Regions from separate parts of the Homo sapiens genome. Here region 1 is linked to region 2. The links are chromatin contacts, found by Hi-C or POLR2A ChIA-PET in ENCODE. All regions are on one chromosome and are shown on one strand. Each heading gives the region's core, a stretch centred on a gene start or an enhancer-like site at or near the end of the contact. The rest is flanking DNA. Distances are from core to core; before and after follow the strand shown. Region 1 overlaps SEPTIN7-DT (SEPTIN7 divergent transcript). Region 2 holds the start of LINC03013 (long intergenic non-protein coding RNA 3013).

Region 1 (6,095 bases), core at 80-2,579, 38 kb after region 2:
ATAATTTTGTATATTTATGTACTACACCAATCCTCAGGACACACTGAGGGCTATTTGCTGCAAATACCTACAACATTCTGCTTAGGGTTATTTTTCCGGCACAGGGAGACCGTTTTGGAGAGTTAATGCCCCTCAAATAAATTCTCAATTGACAAGAATTAGTGGATAAATACTTCGACTTCCTGATCCCTAGGCAGGACTACATTGAGACATCTTCTATACTCTCTTCCAGTGTCTCCAGCATGACTGCTCTCCAACTGATTCCTTTGAGAACATGCCCTTTATTTTTTTGCTTCCTTTCTTTCCCTGTCATACTGCCCCACTCTCCTGCCGGTGTTTCCTGAAATCACCTCCTCAATAAGTGGTGTGCATTTAAATCTTCATCTCAGGATCTGCCTATAGGGAACCTTAAACTAGGACAATAAAATATATGAAAGAATGTGCACCACATTGTCTGCCATCATCATCCTACGACTGGTAGGATTGTAAGTTATTATCCTTTTTGTTATCTATATTTAAAGCATTTCCACAATGAACACAGACACCAACTAATTGATGATTGAAACAATCTAAAATCTTAAACCGGATTTTTAATCTCTGCAGGACCCGACCAACTTTTTCTTCTACCTACTTCTAACTCTGTATTCACAACAAACAAGTCTTCTTACTTTTGGACCCACTAAGTCCATTCCTCTCTCCAGGCCTCTACACATACTTGACCTAGCATTTTCTATTACTCTTATCTCTTCCACAAGGCCTCCCCTGACTCACTCAGCCCATGATGCCAGTTTACATTCATTTCGTCTACATATCATTTAATCAGCATTATCAGTTCTTCCCATACCCTGCACTACTTTAAAGAGATATGTGTGTAAAGTACTTCTTTGCCATATGGGTCTCTCAAGTTTCTAGAACATTTGGATCAGACATAGAACCACTTTCCACGTGAAAATGGCATTACACCAATTCAAGATAAAATGCTCCCCACAAAATTATTCAAGATAATATCTGAGCTGCATCTGCTGTTTCAGTCTGTAACAAAGGGTCTTTTTACAGGACAGCAGCAGTGGGGAGGAGAAATGGAGAGAAACAGAAGCTGCCTCTGATGTACTGATTCTACCACACATAAATGATCTTTTCATGAGCCAATTAGGAGAGAAGGAAAGACAAAAAGCATTCTTGACTTAGGAATGGAATAGTCGCTCCTCCTCGGTGCCTGATTCAGTTATTTAGAATGGCTTTCTTACGGCTGGGCCTCTTGTGAATTATGAGTCTCTCTCTCTGTCTTCCCCCCCAGGCTTCATATTAAAGACAAGACACAGCTGCCAAGGCCTCCAGAGATTTCCCAGCAGTCTACTATGGTGAAATAAAACACCATGTTATGCTGGACAACTAGCCTGTCGTTTCTGCACCATGGGCTGTGCTATTCTCACGGCCAAGATAAAAAATCCCAGGCCCTGGACACTTACTGCTTCTCTTGAGATTTGTGGCTTGATCTTCTAGATAGTACTCGATTTTGTGTGTGTGTTCCAGCTTCCCTGCATGATATTGATAATTATCTTCTAAAGGGATTGGATATGTTTGTATAATATACGTATACTCCTCCTTCTTGAAATACTGTCTTGAAGGAGGGCATTTGGTTACCATTAAAGCAACTATTTTGCTTCCAAGTGGTAAGAAGTTCTGTGGCCCTGGTGCCACAGATGACTTGGGACTTTGACAGGGTTGTGATCGTCCCTATAGGCATGTTTTGTGTCATTACTACCAGAAGGATTGCATTATACAAATGGGCTGAGGTTTGTACATAATGATTGGTTGAACTGCTTCTGATGTTGCAATCTCAGCTTTATCTGCCTCAGAGTAAATGGAGCCAGCTGAAATAGGTCTGTAACCCTGCATGGAGATTTGGAGTATACTAGTGAAATGTTGGGAAGGTGTCAAATTGGAGACTATTTTTAGTTAAATGGTTTACACCCTAGTAGAGAACAAGACAGAAGGCACACATGATGCTCCACCTTCATATTTTGATTTCAGTCTTCAAATAATAGGATAAATTTCAAATCCCAGCAGTCTTACATGAGCCTATAGTAAAGGAGAAGAAGAATCTCAGAAATTAAAAAGTTCTTCATACTGATGACAGGAGCTCTCCAAGTGTTGACAAACAGCCCTCCCCACACATTCCTTTCTTCCTCTCCCATTTTATCCTAATTATAAGCTAGCAAATAGGATAAAGGAAGATACCGCTCCCTATTGGATATACCTGTGTTCAGAAATCTTTACTAAACTAAAATCATCAGAATCCAATTTCTTTCTAACCTAACTATCTGCATGGTGTAAATGGGAGGGTAGGTAAGGATCTAATTAGTGATACAAATGTCATTTGTATATTCAATCAGACAAACAGATCCCTTTGGGAGTACACAAATAAAATCCCAAACAGTAGAATTTACCAACTGAAGGACAAAAAAGAGTCTTGTTTATTTTTCTATTTTTTATGCAATAGGTAGGTGCTCAGTAAATATAGTTGGGTTCGATTATGAAATTGAAAACATCCATGCCCACTTTGAAGAAAATAATCTGAAAGGAAATTATCAAATGCCATGAATATGTAAATTATACCTTGAACCACTTCTCTGCTTCTCAATTGTGAGGCCAAAATGCTTCCCACGTATAACTCACTAATTTTTACAAGTTGTAATAGTCCCTGCAGGAAGAGAAATAGCAATTGCCATTGTTCCATTTGACAGATATGAGAACTAAAGTACAAGCTGTTAAGCCAGGGATGGTGACTCAGTGAGTAAGAGTCAGAGTAGAATGATATGAGACTGGGACAGAGGGAGCAGAAATGCTGCCTAGAATTTACTCTGGGGCTCCTATTCTAACTCCTTGCGTCCTTTGACCAGATAACAACTTAGGAACCCCTGGCATTGCACTGTCGTACACCAGGAGAAGCTTCCCCTGCCATCACAAGGGCAGAGGAAACAGCCAAATTCCAGGACTCACGTAGAGCAGGGGCTCTGTTTTGCTTATCATGGTGGGCCCACCTTCACCCTCATTCCCCAGTGCTACCTAATTCAGCACTTGCATTGGCCCTAGCAAACAAGGATCAGATGACAGGATGAATCAATGAAGGCCTTGTGACTCCCATTTTTGGTGTTCAACCCATTAAATCAATATTTCTTAAAACAAGCTGGTCATGGTGGCACATGCCTATAATCCCAGGGACTCAGGAGGCTGAAGCAAAAGGATAGCTTGAGGACAGGAGTTCAAGACCAGCCTCAGCAACATAAAGAGACCCTGTCTCTACAAAAAGTAAAAAGAAAAACATTAGTCAATCTGGTAGTCCCAGCTCCTCTGGAGGTTGAGTCAGGAGGATTGCTTGGGCCCAGGCGTTTGAGGCTGCTTTGAGTTATGATTGCTGCCCCACACTCCAGCCTGGGTGACAGAGGGAGAGAAAGAAGGAAGGAAGGAAGGAAGGAAGGAAGGAAGGAAGGAAGGAAGGAAGGAAGGAAGGGGAAAGAAGGAGAAAGAAGGAAAGAAAAGAAAGAAAGAAGGAAAGAAAGAAAGAAAAAGAAAGAAAGAAAAGAAAGAAAGAGAGAGAAAGAAAGAGAGAAAGGAAAATAAAGAAAAAAAATTTCTTAGGACATTACAGTCTATCCCTTTAGAAGAGAAAATGCCCCATAGCATCGCCTGCCTGCAATCATTCCTGCAGAAACAGCAAAAAGACTTTCTACATCTCAAGGAATCACATGCCTCCGGTTCTAGTGATGCTCCTTTCCAATAAAACAAATACTCCCTAAGCAGATAAATAAATAATCAAACACAAATAAATGTCATACATGAGGAAAGGTCTTCCATAAGTTTTGAAATAAGGAAGTTACAAAACAGCACATTCTCTGGGCTAAGGGCTGTTAAATGTACTATCCCATTTGATCCTCATAAAAACCTTGTGAGGTAGATATTCTTTTATTACTTCTGTTTTTGAGGCGGGGTCTCGCTCTGTTGCCCAGGCTGGAGTGCAGTGGTGTGATCTTGGCTCACTGTAGCCTCAAACTCCTGTGCTCAAGCAATCCTCCCACCTCAGCCTCCTGAGTAGCTGGGACCAGTGGTGCACACCCGGCTAATTTTCACATTTTTTCTGCAGAGACAGGGTTTTGCCATGTTGCCCAGGGTGGTCTCGAACTCCTGAGCTCAAACAATCTACCCGCTTCAGCCTCCCAAAGTGCTTGGATTATAGCCATAAGCCACTGCACCTGGCCTCTTTTTATTCTTATTTTACAGATAAGGAAACTGAGACTTAGGTTAAGTAATGCCCAGAATCACACAGCTTGAAAAATATTTAAAACCCAATCTGTTTGAATTCAGAACATGGCATTTTACTCCTCTCTCTGGTTCTTGCTCCCACCCTGGCTTCTTGTCTCCTTTCCCCCCCTTTCTTCTCCTTTTCCTCAATTTCTGTATATCTCTCTCTCCCTCTTTTTCTCTTTCTCTCTCTCTCCTTTACCATGTAAGTTTATCTATGCATAGCTTTCTTCACATTCTCCAGGGTTTCCATAACCCACAAAACTTTCATTGCCAGGAAGCTTTGCCAGTCCCAGACTCAAAGGCCAAGCAGGGTATCTGATATTCCAGCTACGAGGCTGTTGACTAAGGTCACTGCCCCACTACTGGGCATATCCCACACTCACACATTCTGCCAAGTTGGGACTGTAAATGCATTTCGTCACATGGATGTGAAAATGGCAATTATAAAAGCAGTATTTAGAAATGGCTTCCACTTAGATTTTGGTCAACTAGTTTGTATAAACATGTACTATCAATATAAATAATTTGCATCAGAGAGGTACGTGGCCTCTTCTGTAGAAACATTCTTCATGCTCCAGAAATTGTGTCATCAAAACATTATCCAGGTAGCAGTTAACTTCCTTTGATTCAACATGTAGATACATACTTCATAGCTAATATTTTGAGTAATGACTGTACAAACATATGCCTAGTGGTTCACATCCATAATCTCATTTAACCAAGGCTTACAGGGTTAAATAACAGCCCAATTGTCACTTACTAAGTTGCAGAGCCATTTCTCCAATAAAGGTGGGCCTCCTGTCAGGATCTAAGTTCTCAACCCTTCTGCTCTCAGTGACAAATATAGGGCCATCCCTGTGGAAGATAAAAATGAAATGGCTCAGTCAAACAACATAGAATCCATTAACAAACATTTTTTAAAAGGTTTACAAACATAATAATAAAGGACAGAATGCAACCTAATAGCACCTTCTTGTCCAACAGATAAGAAGTAGTAATGATATCTTAGAGCAGACCTTTAATTTGTGAGGGATGCTTTTTAAGAGAACTTAGAGAAAAGAGGAAACCACAGAGCATACTCAGAGGCAGGCAACTCTCCAAACAATTACTTCTGCAGAGTCGAGTCAAGACTGAGTTGAGACTGATGGGGTAAAAGTCCAGAAAGTCAGTGATGGGGGTGGGTTTAAAACTTGTATGCATCTGGAGATAAAGAGGTCAGAAGGGCTGAGGAAAGATTAGAGTTAATGACCCACATGGACTAGAAATCCTCTGGCAGTAAGTAACCCCTGACACCAGGGGGTGGCTGATACAATCAGAACAGGACAGACACCGAGAAGTCAAAAACTAACCATTAGTAAATACAATAGGGCTTTTGAAGGCCAAGACTCCTCCTTGCTTTATTTATTTATTTATTGCTATAGATCATTTACTTAATACACGATAGTTCTTAGGATAGTACACACTGTTAACTTATAATCATTATTAGGTTGAGAGAGAAAAACACAAATTAAACATCACACACAAATTAAAGATCTGTTCTCTTTAACAAATCATGACTACTCTTTATCTGTTGGGCTGAGAATGTAATATTAGGTTGTATTCTGTCCCTTATTGTTATATTTGTAAAGTTTGTATACAAAAAGAGAAGATTCTCCCAAACTATTTTCTTTAGATACCTGACTGGAGGAGTTGGGAAGGAGTCAATGCCAGTAATTAATTGCCATTTTTTTTTTTTTAAGACAGAGTCTCGTTCTGCTGCCGAGGCTGGAGTGCAATGGCGCAGTCTTGGC
Region 2 (5,613 bases), core at 533-3,032:
GCCCCATCACTGTCCGTTCCCAGAGCAGGAATGAGGAGGGTGCTCCCCACCCCAAGGCAGCAAGGGGGAAAATTCTCTAAGGAAGAGTCCCAGCAAGATCAAATATCAGTGCCATGTCCAAGGGGTTAGAGAAATAACCAAAGTCAGTGTGGTAGGGCCATGAGTTTACCTTATGGTTTGGCTTTATGTGGGTATATGGAAGTGCCAGCAGTGAGCTGAGAGCTGCCAAGAGAGGCAGAAAGCAGGTGTGTCAGAGATTTGGGGCCTCAATGGAAGTGAAATGTGATGGCAGAAGAAGACACCACAGGAGTTGTTGAGGCATTGGTTAGGAAGTGAACAGCAGAACTGGCAGAGGCTGCTGGGCCTGTTGGGGTACCAGGAGTGACAGAGAAGACTGGCAGCTGCAGAGCAGGACAGACCAGATTGGCCAGTACAACAGCAGAGGGCCATGTTGGGCTTTGACTCAGGAATCCTGGTGGAGGCAATGATGAGAGAGAAGAGATAAAACACACTAGGTAAGCCAAGGTAGTTGTCAGGATAGAAGGAGACAGGCAGGCCAGATGGCTGTTAACCGTGTGGTGTGTCCCAACTTTCCAGCATCAATTTAATGGCCAAATTAAAATGTAAGTCAACTTAAGCCAAGGTCAATTTTAATCCTATGCTTTGCTGGTGATACAGAATCATTAACGGTATCAATAATGCCCACATTCAACTCATTCTACAATGGGGGCAATTGTAATTTTGGTCTGGATATGTTTAACAAAATGGAAAGGAAGAAGGCAAAACCACGGAACTATTTTTTTTTTTTCTTTAGACGGAGTCTTGCTCTATCTGTCACCCAGGCTGGAGTACAGTGGTGCGATCTTGGCTCACTGCAGCCTCCGCCTCCTGGGTTCAGGCAATTCTACTGCCTCAGCCTCCCGAGCAGCTGGGATTACAGGTGTGTGCCGCCACGCCCTGCTAATTTTTGTATTTTTAGTAGAGACGGGGTTTTACCATGTTGGCCAGATGGTCTTGATCTCCTGACCTCAGGTGATCCGCCCGCCTCAGCCTCCCAAAGTGTTGGAATTACAGGCGTGAGCCACCATTCCCAGCTGGAACTATTTTTTTAAACTGATGCACATTAATAAGATTTAGAAAATCTTGAGATTTAATGGACAGTGTTGAGATTCATATAACTTTATGTTGAGAATTCTCTTTCCAGGAATTATTTATTTCAGTTAGTCACATTTTTATCTTCTACTGAAGTGTAAACTTAATTTAGTGTAAATAACTACCATTTGAATACTAACATAATCTTTTTATTTGTATAAAAAATACAAAAAGATTGTTTATGTGTGTGTACACATATGTGTCAAGACTAAAAATTAAGCACGGGGTAAAGTCTTTGGCAAAGGACAAATAGTCGGCAAGTTCACAGATTAGAATTTAGAATTCCATCATGAAGTGGACTAAATTGTTAGTTTAAAGAAGACTGTGAGTGTCAGCACATAAAAAGGTAATCCTGTCTCAATTGTAGCTACAGATTGCAAGTCCTGTGTCAATTCAAATTTTTGCCAGCAGATACTAATGACTTCATTGAAAGCAGATGTTTAGAAATGAAAGTATAAACACAACCCCAGTTGATTAATATGCTTATTGTATTTCCTTGTTGTGAGTCTAGCGAATATTTGATTATCTTTAAGTTGATCCATAGTATATTCAACAGTCTCATGAGAACATAATTTTTGTTGATGATTTGTCCAAAGTTTCTATCAATCCATCTTAGCAGCAGAGCCAAGTGTTAGAGTTATTGCTGCCTGAGTTATAACAGCTGCCCTGGGAATCTTGTCTGAACAACAAGTTAACTGCTGTTCCCAGTTATATCTGGTCTTTCCCACCCCCAAACATACACAAAAGATTTTTGTCATTCTTGGCACTGGACAACAGAAGTGATAAGACATGCCAGCAGAACTCTAAAGGCAGAATGTCCTTCCACCTGTTTTATGCTGTAAGACAAACTTCCAAGTGCGAGGCAGTGTGGAGGGCTGTTGCCTTGAATGGCAGCTGAATGCACCAGCGGGATCCTTGGCAGCAATGCCCAGGCACTGAAGTCGGGCATTCAGGAGAGCTAAATGGAGAAAAGAAACTTGAGCAAACTGCTTCCTGGAACACTGAGAACCTGAATGGGAAATTAAGAAGAACCAGATTCTTTCTATTCTTCCACCAGCCAAGGTCAGATTTCCAAACTTCTATTGATTCTAATCTTTCCCAAACAGTGCTGTGGCAATGTATGAAAGTAATAAAAATAATCCTTTTTCTGTTAAAAAAAAAATTGCTGTTACTTGCTGTTTTGTTATGCTTTTGCTGGAGATTTTCCCACCCATCTTAAAGCAGCAACTTCAGGATGGGGGAATCAAGCAAAACCATGGTGAAGAGATTCATTTAAAGAGGACAAGTGATTTATTCTACATCTCAGGAGACAGTTCCTTAAGGTGAGAGGTGTTGCCTATGCCAACTTGCTTATTGCCTCTTTTGATGTTATCTTAGCAATAAGCTGGGGCTAATCGTCCCCAGTTTGGGAGACTTTGAGGCAGGGCTAACTGCCACAGTAAAAGACCCATTAACAGTAAGGAGGGTAAATGGATAGCAAAAAACCTAGGAGAATCCACAGGCTTTTGTTAATTTTATTCTATCTGCCTGGTGTTTCTGGAACTCTAGTTTCAAAGTTAGAATACCCAGAATCCCAGCAGCTGAGGAAAGTAATAACCAGTGTCTGGGGGCGAGGGTGGGGAGGGAAGCGAGGGTATAAAGAGGATGAGAATTCTTCTAGTTATTTTCAGTTTTTACTGAAACTGAAGCTTTCCTGAAACTTTAAGTTTTTAGGAAACTTAAAGATAATTGTTTGTTTACTTAAAATACAGCCTCAAGGATACTTTTAGTTTAAAAAAATTTCTTGACTACTTGATTTCCTCTTGGGAAGATTATTATTTAACAAAAATATGTATTTATAAACAAAATATTTCAGAACAGGAGTCTGTGGAGAAATAGTCTTAAAAGGACTTTTCAGCAGTGATAAGATAAGAAACACTGCCCTAAAGAAAACTGTTGGCTGGGCGCGGTGGCTCATGCCTGTAATCCCAGCACTCTGTGAGGCCAAGGTGGGCGGATTACCTGAGGTCAGGAGTTCGAGACCAGCTTGGCCAACATGGTGAAACCCCGTCTCTACTAAACACACACACAAAAAAAATTAGCCAGGCATGATGGCGCATGACTGTAATCCCAACTACTTGGAAGGCTGAGGCAGGAGAATCGCTTGAACCCGGGAGGTAGAGGTTGCAGTGAGCCAATATCGCACCATTGCACTCCAGCCTGGGCAACAGGAGCAAAACTCCATCTCAAAAATAAATAAATAAATTAATTAATTTAATTTAATTGTTTAAGGGGTGTCATTTTCCAAATTGTTTTTATGAAAAATTTACAAACAGTGGCTAGTGTCCCATTGTACTGTGTATCTAATTCAGTAAAAGTACTGAAGATTCAAAAAGATTGTTAGAGTGGTTGTGGAAAATTCCAGAGCTGCTGTCACCAGCAGAGCCTTCCTTTACTGAGTGTCTCAGTGCCAGTATAACAAATCCTAGACACTGGCTTTATTGGCCAGTGGTGCAAAGAAATAGTAAAAATTCAATAAAAATATTGCTTGAACCAGGAAGCCTCCTCATAGAGTTGTGGACTCTTCAGAGAGGTTTTACCAAAGTAAGGGCAGAATGTGTATACCGTCTTTCAGGGATTCAAGAAATGTAGGCAACAATGTCTATTATTAGCCCTCCTCTCCTTCCATGAGCAAAACCCAAATTACTTGTTTTTAATTGGCACAAAAGCACATTCAATCATTACATTATCAGACATTGTTCATGTACCTATCATATGCCAGGCTGTGTGCTAAGAGCTGGGGATCTGAAGATGAATAAAATGTACCCTGCCACAATCAGGATTGGCAACAACTGACCTAGGTGGCTCACCTGCATTGTCTGGATAACAAGCCAATTGGCACCTGAGGCCCCCAACCTTATCCCCACAGGAGGGGTTCGTCCAAACTGCTCATGAGACCAGTTTCTCCCTTCCACAGACCCCAGTGCCTTCAGGTGCTGAAAGTTGACTTTCCCAGGCAACTCAGAGAGCTGGTGTCTAACCCCACACTGATGTTACTCAATAAGTCTGATTACCCTCCCACCCACTAGGTTGTTCTCACTCTTGCCCTATAAGAAGGAGAGCAGCAAGGGGACAAGGAATGCCCACCGATGGTGTGTCCAATAGATAACTTTGGCCCATCTCTTATCTTTATTTGTTAATTCTTGCTTTGTAACTTTCCCCCAATAGAGCCCATGAGATTTCATGGAAATCATCACAAAATAACAAACCTTTTTGCGTGACAGGTGATGAGCACAAAAGGATCCATCTTATACAGTGCTTGCCAGCTTCCATAATACTACTCACCACGATGTTGAAATCACCTGTTCCAGAACCAGTCCTGTCCTTTGACAAGAAGGATTTAATTATCAGTAGTGGTGGGGACTGGCTGGAGAGAGGAAAAACACTTCAAGGACTCTGCCACCTTTCGTAGATGGAGAGTGCAAAGTTTGTACCATGGAACTCCTTCTCTAACAGTTACTCTGTGGCAGTGCCTATTTCAAACCTCCCTTAACTTCTGATTGTATAGATGTTTGTTTCATTTGTTCATCTGTTTGTTCACTTAGTCAGAGATGTTTTAAGCCTTAAGAGAAATAGTGGACTAGAAAATGCCTTGGAAAAGTACAAAGTTCAATCCAAGTAAACTGTTTTTAAACTAGGAATTTATGAAGCCTAAAATATAAAATGTATATACATGGATATGCTCTGAAGTGAGGTAGAGGGGTAGAAATCAACATTGTGATATTGTACTATAGTTTTGCAAGATGTTACCATTGGGGGAAAATGTTTGAAGGGTATACGGGATATCTCTGCCTTATTTCTTACAACTGCATGTGAATCTACAGTTATCTCAAAATAAAAATTTAATTAACAATTGATTACAATTAACAGCATTAATTTCTTATCCTGTCATTTTCCTTCTCCTGAAATTGCAGAATAGCCAAACAGAAACCTACCCATGACCACCATCTGAGATTCTTTGGTGCCCGTATTAGTGGACATAGGCAGGTGTATCAGGAGGCATCCAGTCACGCATACTGGAAGATACTGACTCAACTGATTTAAGCAAAGGAAAATACAGTGTATTATATAATGAGACATCTTGAGTAGGGTAGTCCTAGGGTCAGTTGATTCAGCAGCTTGATTGATAATCAAGGGCCCAAATTCTTTCCCACTTTCTACCCTGCCATCCTCAGCCTATCAGTTTCGTCCTCCAGCTGGCTTAAAGGTAGTTGCAAGGTGGCTGCTATCATGCCATGCAAAATGCAAATGCAAAAAGTATGCAGATACAAAAAGTATCTCTTTTCATAAGTCTCATTTTAAGGGCAAGGAAAAACCTGCAGGCCTTTCTGCCACTCTCTTGACCCACTTACTTAACTGTGGAACAAGTCACAAACACCTGTTTAAGTGGATCACTTGGCCAGGAGGGAGAGATTGCCATTA

Evidence for each region. A loop is a pair of places that touch in the nucleus more often than their neighbours do. ChIA-PET counts read pairs that join two places held with the same protein, here RNA polymerase II (POLR2A). Pooled maps may share reads with other maps.
Region 1: a map of heart right ventricle shows a loop between it and region 2 (3-fold over the local background). The contact joins the enhancer-like site here to the promoter of LINC03013 in region 2. A Hi-C loop is called at or near these places in 12 of 168 maps with a recorded cell type or tissue (B cell, CD8-positive, alpha-beta T cell, Caco-2 and 9 more) and 11 of 50 pooled maps. POLR2A ChIA-PET finds 5 or more read pairs at or near these places in 4 of 52 experiments (AG04450, BJ, CD8-positive, alpha-beta memory T cell and 1 more).

What each region holds. Positions count from the first base shown.
Region 1 is chr7:35,753,114-35,759,208 of GRCh38, forward strand. SEPTIN7-DT (SEPTIN7 divergent transcript) reads right to left here. Exons shown (of 5, transcript NR_120512.1): 4 at 5,066-5,160; 5 at 1,851-2,082. Among named protein-coding and RNA genes, the nearest start is that of LINC03013, 40 kb to the left of the region's middle. Within about 2 kb of position 1,330, at least 9 of the 41 ENCODE cell types and tissues checked have a DNase peak (open chromatin) inside an H3K27ac peak, as active enhancers do; they include gastrocnemius medialis, heart left ventricle, heart right ventricle and 1 more, where a contact is called at or near this core.
Region 2 is chr7:35,714,655-35,720,267 of GRCh38, forward strand. LINC03013 (long intergenic non-protein coding RNA 3013) reads left to right here and starts at 1,783. Exons shown (of 2, transcript NR_108083.1): 1 at 1,783-2,214; 2 at 4,416-5,058.